2 separate regions of the Homo sapiens genome follow, and region 1 is linked to region 2. The links are chromatin contacts, found by Hi-C or POLR2A ChIA-PET in ENCODE. All regions are on one chromosome and are shown on one strand. Each heading gives the region's core, a stretch centred on a gene start or an enhancer-like site at or near the end of the contact. The rest is flanking DNA. Distances are from core to core; before and after follow the strand shown.

The links. A loop is a pair of places that touch in the nucleus more often than their neighbours do. ChIA-PET counts read pairs that join two places held with the same protein, here RNA polymerase II (POLR2A). Pooled maps may share reads with other maps.
Region 1: a loop to region 2 is called in a pooled map, with 4 times the contacts of the local background. The contact joins the promoter of NUCKS1 here to the promoter of PCAT6 in region 2. A Hi-C loop is called at or near these places in 4 of 50 pooled maps. POLR2A ChIA-PET finds 5 or more read pairs at or near these places in 2 of 52 experiments (CD4-positive, alpha-beta memory T cell and activated T-cell).

The regions. Positions count from the first base shown.
Region 1 is chr1:205,748,317-205,751,519 of GRCh38, reverse strand. It overlaps NUCKS1 (nuclear casein kinase and cyclin dependent kinase substrate 1), which reads left to right and starts at 1,338. Exons shown (of 7, transcript NM_022731.5): 1 at 1,338-1,563. The coding sequence starts at 1,547. RefSeq lists an enhancer at 895-1,144 and a silencer at 1,565-2,164.
Region 2 is chr1:202,809,415-202,812,473 of GRCh38, reverse strand. It overlaps PCAT6 (prostate cancer associated transcript 6), which reads right to left and starts at 1,520. Exons shown (of 2, transcript NR_046325.2): 1 at 1,104-1,520; 2 at 562-899. It overlaps LOC124904583, which reads left to right. Exons shown (of 3, transcript XM_047439549.1): 3 at 915-2,236. The coding sequence ends at 1,439. RefSeq lists a silencer at 1,424-1,653.

The DNA.
Region 1 (3,203 bases), core at 89-2,588, 2.9 Mb before region 2:
CAGATCATTAGTCCGTTTGAATCATCACGTCTTCCAGGCCCCACCCTACTCTCTGATAGGCCCCACCTTCACCGTGGGGTCCTGTTAGTCAAGATGCTCTGAGAGCGCACAGCCACCAAACAAAAATGATCGCTTTGACTGTGACAGGGATTGACGTCTATTTTCGATAGCAGACTCAGCCTTAGCCATTCACATAGGAATCCTGAGCTCTGCCTTTGAGAGTATTAGGCATCCAACAAATGCTCACGGATTTAAGTGAAATGATGTGCGTTACTTTCAGTTATATGACTTCGAAGAGTCTTTGTTTTGTTTTTCAAAGTGCAAGGGTAAATCAATAGAATTCATAGGGTCTTGAGCCAGCTCCACCCATCTCTACCCAGGGACGGAATCATCTTTTAAAACTTGGATTTAACACTTACGTAGCACTTACTGTGAGCCAGAGACTATCCTAAAGACTTTTGATAGATATATCAACTCATTTAATACTAATAAGCCTATGCAGTTAGGTACCCTTGTTTCCCATTTTACAGATGAGAAAACTGAGGCACAGAGAAGGAAAGTTATACCACCATTAAGTAGTGGACCTGGGATTCCACCTGAAATACCTTGTGGCCCCTGAGCTCATGCTCTTAGTTATTGTACACCTGACTCTTTTCTTAAAATAGTAATGCACCAGACTGGGACTTTAATGACCCTGAAGTGGATCTCAAGGTCCAGAATGGAGAATGGTAATTGGGGGTGAAGATATTCCTTGATTATGATCCTGCCTCTCTACTCCAGCAGCCTCATTTGGTCCCTGAGGGTTAATGCCGAAGCCAGGGTAAGGGGCTTGTAGGTTTAAGGTCAAATTTTTTGAACCTAAGGAATTTCCCTCCAATTCTGTAGCAGCCCCGCAGTGACGAATCTGCTGCCTCTCCCACGGGTTTTGCTATTAGAGGATTTTCAAGGTGATCAAGGCAGACGAGATGAAACACCATTAAACTAACACTGAGCAACGCTGAACCCTACATAAATCTTTTTTTCTAGTCTTTCTAAGATACGACCCCAGACGAATCTGCAACTCTGGAGTGGAAACCAGGGGGCGGGCTAAGCAGCGACCATTTTTGTTTTGCGGCCGTGCGCTCTCAGAGCATCTTGACTAACAGGACCCCCACGGTGAAGGTGGAGCCTATCAGAGAGCAGGGCGGGGCCTGGAAGACGTGATGATTCAAACGGACTAATGATCTGGGCGCATCTGGCAGAAGTCTCCAATGAGCAGGCGTGTTGGGGAGGAGCGCACAAACCCTAGTGGGTTTGGTTGCACGGCGGCTTTGGCGCATTTTCGGCTGGTTTGATTCATCCATTTTGAAGAGACGGGGGAGCGGGGGGCTCGTCTGTTCCAGGAGCCCTGAACCAAAGAGCAGCGGAGTTTGAGAAGCCAGCAGCTCGGGGTTCGGCAGCAGCGGTCCCATCGGCTGAAGTTCGGGGGGGGTGGGGCGCCGAGCGCGCGGGGTGGGGGGGGTCCTGGTCTTTGGCTTCTCGACTCGGTCCTGTTTCGACAGCGAACATGTCGCGGCCTGTCAGGTCAGTGCGGAGTCTGAGGCCTGGAGCGGGTTGGAGGGGGATGGGGGCGAGTGGTGAAAAGAGTGGGGGACAGAAGGCTAGAGTCCGCCATCCCCGGTGCCGCGCGCGGCCTCCTCCCTTTCGGGGCCCGCGCGCACCCTTGAGCGTGGGGGGCCCTGCTGGCGCGCGGGGGTGGTGGCTGCGCGCCCGTGCGCGCGCCCCTCCCCGCCCCGCGCCGCTGCAGGGCTCCGGTCTGCTCAGCTGCCTCCCCCACCCACCGCACTAGAGCGGGCGGGGTGTCCCTGAGCCGCCAGCGGCCGGAGGGGGAGGGGTGTGAAGTCAGCGCCCCCAAGAGGCCCCACCTCCTCGGGGCCGTCCCCTTGGAGCCAGCGCGGGGAGGCGGGCGGACTCGAGCTCCACTCCCCACCTTCAGCGAGGAGGGGCGGAGGCACCCGTATTGCCCCTTCCCCCAGCGACTGGCGCGGGGGTGGGGGCCCTGAGCCCTCTCTGTAGCGGACGGGGGTGTTCCTGGCAAAGGGGGAGGGGCAGCACTGCCAACCGGCCCCGCCTCTGTCCTTCGGGGTCGCTGCAGGCCCCGCCTCCCGGATCGGGCCGAGCGTGGGCGGGACCCGTTTTTTTCCCCCCGGGCAAAAGTGAGAGTTCGGGACTGGATCCTGGAAAATAATGGGCTGCTGCCTCTCTCCCCACCTCAGAGTTTTGAGAGAGTTAACCCCAAAGTTCGCTCTTTCTCTCCGACTAGAAATGTCCTTCCTCGGGGAAATGTCCGTACTCAGGGAGGTGCGGGTTAACAGCACGGCCCAAATCCCGTGTGGTTCTCGTTCCACTCTCACCCGCGTACGCGTCTCGGGATATTTTTGTAACCCTCTTGTCCCCGAGTGACTTTAGTAATAAAAGGGCTAGGTTCGGGTAACCATCAGACTTCATTCTCGGAATTTCAACAAGTTTGCTATTCCCCCAGCTGTCGGTGGAATCGTCCTATGCCATTCTCCAGGCTATTGTATGGAATGTGCCATTTATGGAGGGGTGTGGTTTAGTCCAATCTGTTGAGGCCTTAAAAAGGAGAGCTGTTGCAAATAAATATTTTTAATGTAAGGAATTGGCTTCTTTGCATAGTGTGTTTTCTAAATAAATAGATAAAGGCTTAGTTTTTAAATGTTTTAACAGTCGTTGCTTCCCCTTCATTCCAAGTTGTGTGGGAAACGGAAGTACCTTTAATTAGAGTTCTAAAGAGAGGTTTGGGACCCTGGCAAGGGTTTTGTTCTACACCGTTCTGTCTCCAGACTAGATCATCCTCCAACTGGTGGTGGTATGAGACTGCGTACTCCTACACACGGGGTGGGAATGAGGAGAAAGCTGCTGTTAGCTCTGTTTCAATCAGCATCTGTGGTAACTCACGATCTCTACTCTGAAAGTTATGCTGGCCTTTTGGCAAGGAGTCTGGATAGCTCTTTCAGAGTATAGTTTGCGTAATTTTTTTGGCATAAAACTTGACCAATGTATCCATCAACTCACGTAGAATATTTTCTTTAGGATCAGGTAAAATAATAAAATAAAGATTTATTTTACCTGGATTGGATCTTTTGTCTTCTGGAAGTAATTACTGTGTGGTCAAATTAGGTCAAATTAGGAAAAATAATTCC
Region 2 (3,059 bases), core at 271-2,770:
GGAGGAGGAAGAGGTATTTATTAGTTACCAGGTGGCTCCCAGGACCCAGACCCAGCTTCCCAAGAACAGAAACCCAGAAATGAGCGCCTGGTCAAGGTGTAAGCTGTTCCCCAAGGGCAGCCCCGACAGCTGGGGCTAAAGCAGAACAGTGAGCACAGAAGTCCACCATAAGGGACCAGCTCAGCAGTAGACGATAGCATAGGAGGGGTTGCTGGTTCCCGGGAATTAAGCAGGGCAGGGAATGGGGGAGGATGGGTTTATCTCACCTGTGGTGCCCACCCATTGTGGAGGCTCCCTCAACACCGTTCTGAGCCTCCTTCCTGCTTCATGTGGTCAACCAGATTCTTCTTTGTCCAGCCCAAAGCTCCATCCTCAGCCAATGGTAGCCACAGAAACTCAAGGCCATTTACCCTCCCTTTCAACAAATATTTGTGGAGCGTGTGCCACGTGCCTGGTGCCAAGGAGAGAGACATTACTTCTTCCCTCTAGAGGCTTACAATCTGGCAGGAGAGGAATATGTATGGGGAGAGTGCAGGGACACCGCGGAAAAAAGACAAATACTGAGTTATAAGTGTTGTAATAGGGGGTAGTAACAAGACGTTGTAGGACTACACAAAATAAAACAAGGAGGCCAAATCGCAAGCGTTTGTGGGTTTCACAGGGGACATCTGACAGCAAACATTCCAGGGCACCGAGAGATGGTGAGGAGAGATGATGGCATTGAATTGGAGAGATGAGCTGAGATGGACTGCGCAGAGGACGAGGGAAAGCCGGTGCACTGGAGACTGGGGGAGACGAGAGGATCCACCGGGTTGGGAGGGGAAGGGTGGTGGTAGAAGCACGAGCAAGGCAGAGACCGGAGGCCAGGGCGGAAGGGAGGCTCACGGACACCTGGAGCCCTGAAAAGTTGTCAGAGGCGGCGAGGGGGTGGGGAGCGGACCCTACACGTGCGCTACGTGCTGCGCCGGCCGCTGGGGAGCCCGGTCTGCCCCCCTCATCCCAGAACCCGGTCCCAGGGCAGTTGCACGGCGCCCAGGGGGAGGGGAGGGAGGAAGTCCCCCCAAGTTTGCAACCCGGCAGCGTGGTCTTCGCAACGCGGTTACCGGAAGGAACGCGAGGAGCGCCTCATCACCAGGCGGGTGTATCTAGGGGCGAAGGCTGCAGATCTGGGGCGCAGGCTGGAAAGTGGGGTGCAGCCGGTTGACGTGAGGTCTGGGAGTTGGATGGACCGAATGAGGATGGAGACACCTAGGGATGTGTCCGAAGGATCTGGCGCTGCACAAATGAGGGCGGTTTGGGGGACGGAGGCCCGGGCGGGGGCGGAGTGTTGTCCAAGAGTAAGGAGGGGGTTCCTGGAGACGTGGCACTCGGAGCGGGGCTGGGTTCCGCTCCGGCCGCCTGGGCTGCAGCTCCGCTATGGCCTAGGAACCCGAACCTGACCCCGCCTAGGCCTCGCACCCAGCCCTCTGGGAGCTCCGGCCCCGGCACCTCCAGGCTGGGGTTGCCCAGGTCCGGCCTCTGGGGCGTCCAGCCGGCCCTAGACGAGACAATGCGGCCCGGGCCCCGCCCCCGGAGGATGACGCGCCCGGCTGCCGGCCAGTCAGCGCCCGTGGCTAGGCTCTTTAAAAAAAGAAGGGCCGGCGCGGTGTGGCTGTCAGCTGGGAGGGATCCCTCCGCCCATGTAAACATCATAAAGGGCAAGGGGAGCGTCTGTTGTGGGCGGGGGAGCGGCTGCCTTCCCGGAGAGTCCTCTCGGTCCCTAGGTTCCCCTCAAGACGCCGGCAACCGCCCCGTCCCTTAACGTCACACCGGGTCTGCTGGGAGCCAAACAGCTGCGGCCTGATCTGGGAGCGATAGAATCTCATCACTTAGGGTCACTACCGGAAATGGAGGAAGCCGGACTGGGAGACCTTGAGAGTTGGGAGCGAGAGGGAATCGTAGGACGCAGCTGAGAATTGGGAAAGATTTTCTTAGGCTTGTTCTTCCTGTCCATCTCAGTTAAATAATAATCATAACTCATGTAAGTCTAGAATTTGTCTCAAAGTTATGCCTACCTGGCTCGTAGGATGCCAACGTTAGGAGTGAAAATAGTCAACGCTCTCCCGAGAGAGCACATGACACTACATGAGCTTCATCAAGACCCTCGGAGGCCCAGAATGCGCACCAAAGAGCCATCGACGATAATTCTTCTACCCAACTTTTATTTAGTATTATTAAATATTCAGTAAAGTTAAAAGAAATTTGCATCAAATTCCTCTATACCCACTACCTAGATTCTATTATAACTTGCCACATCGCATATCTATCTTGCACTGATAATTCTTTTAATAGTGTATTAGCTGTCCCCTGGGCTTGACTCTCCATTGCAGTAGGGAGCAGGAAAAGACTCCAGGTCCCAAAGCCCTGGAGAGCTAAGAAAAGGAATACGTTCTCCCAGGACCACTGTGAACTCTTTCCTGGGCCCGGTACCTCTGGGAAAAATTTGTTGAAGGGAAGGCGGTTTTCTTCTCCCCCCACGCCCATCCCCCCTTTTAATTGAAGACTTCTTAAGCATAAGAGATTTCCTTCCACTAGGTGAATCTGAAAGCGAACTAAGATCTTGACAAACATTCCTTGCATACGTTTGGCAGCTTTCTGGATGAAAGAGGTCATTTCAATGTTGACGTTCTACTTTTTGAGCTTCCTCCTTTTTTCTGAGGCTGCTGGACACTACCCCCCCACCCCCGTCCCCCGTCTCCCGCCAAAAGAAAAAAGGCGCCTCAAAAGTGTTCGTATCTCTTAAAGTTCGTTAACCTCTTTGCCTCCGTTGCCTGCTCTGCAAAATGAGGATAATATCGTACCTACTCAATATGGTGGTTGTGAAGACTCAGTGAGCTAATACATGCAGAGCGTTTAGAGCAGTGCTTTACACACAGTAGCATTAAATAGCGGCTATCACCCATAAGCACATAACTCCCAGATTTATATCTCCAATTCTGATCTCGCCCCTTCAGATTTATACCCTTCAGTCTGTTGAAGGATACCCCGTTGTGTATTTCTACCTGTATGTACCAGAGACA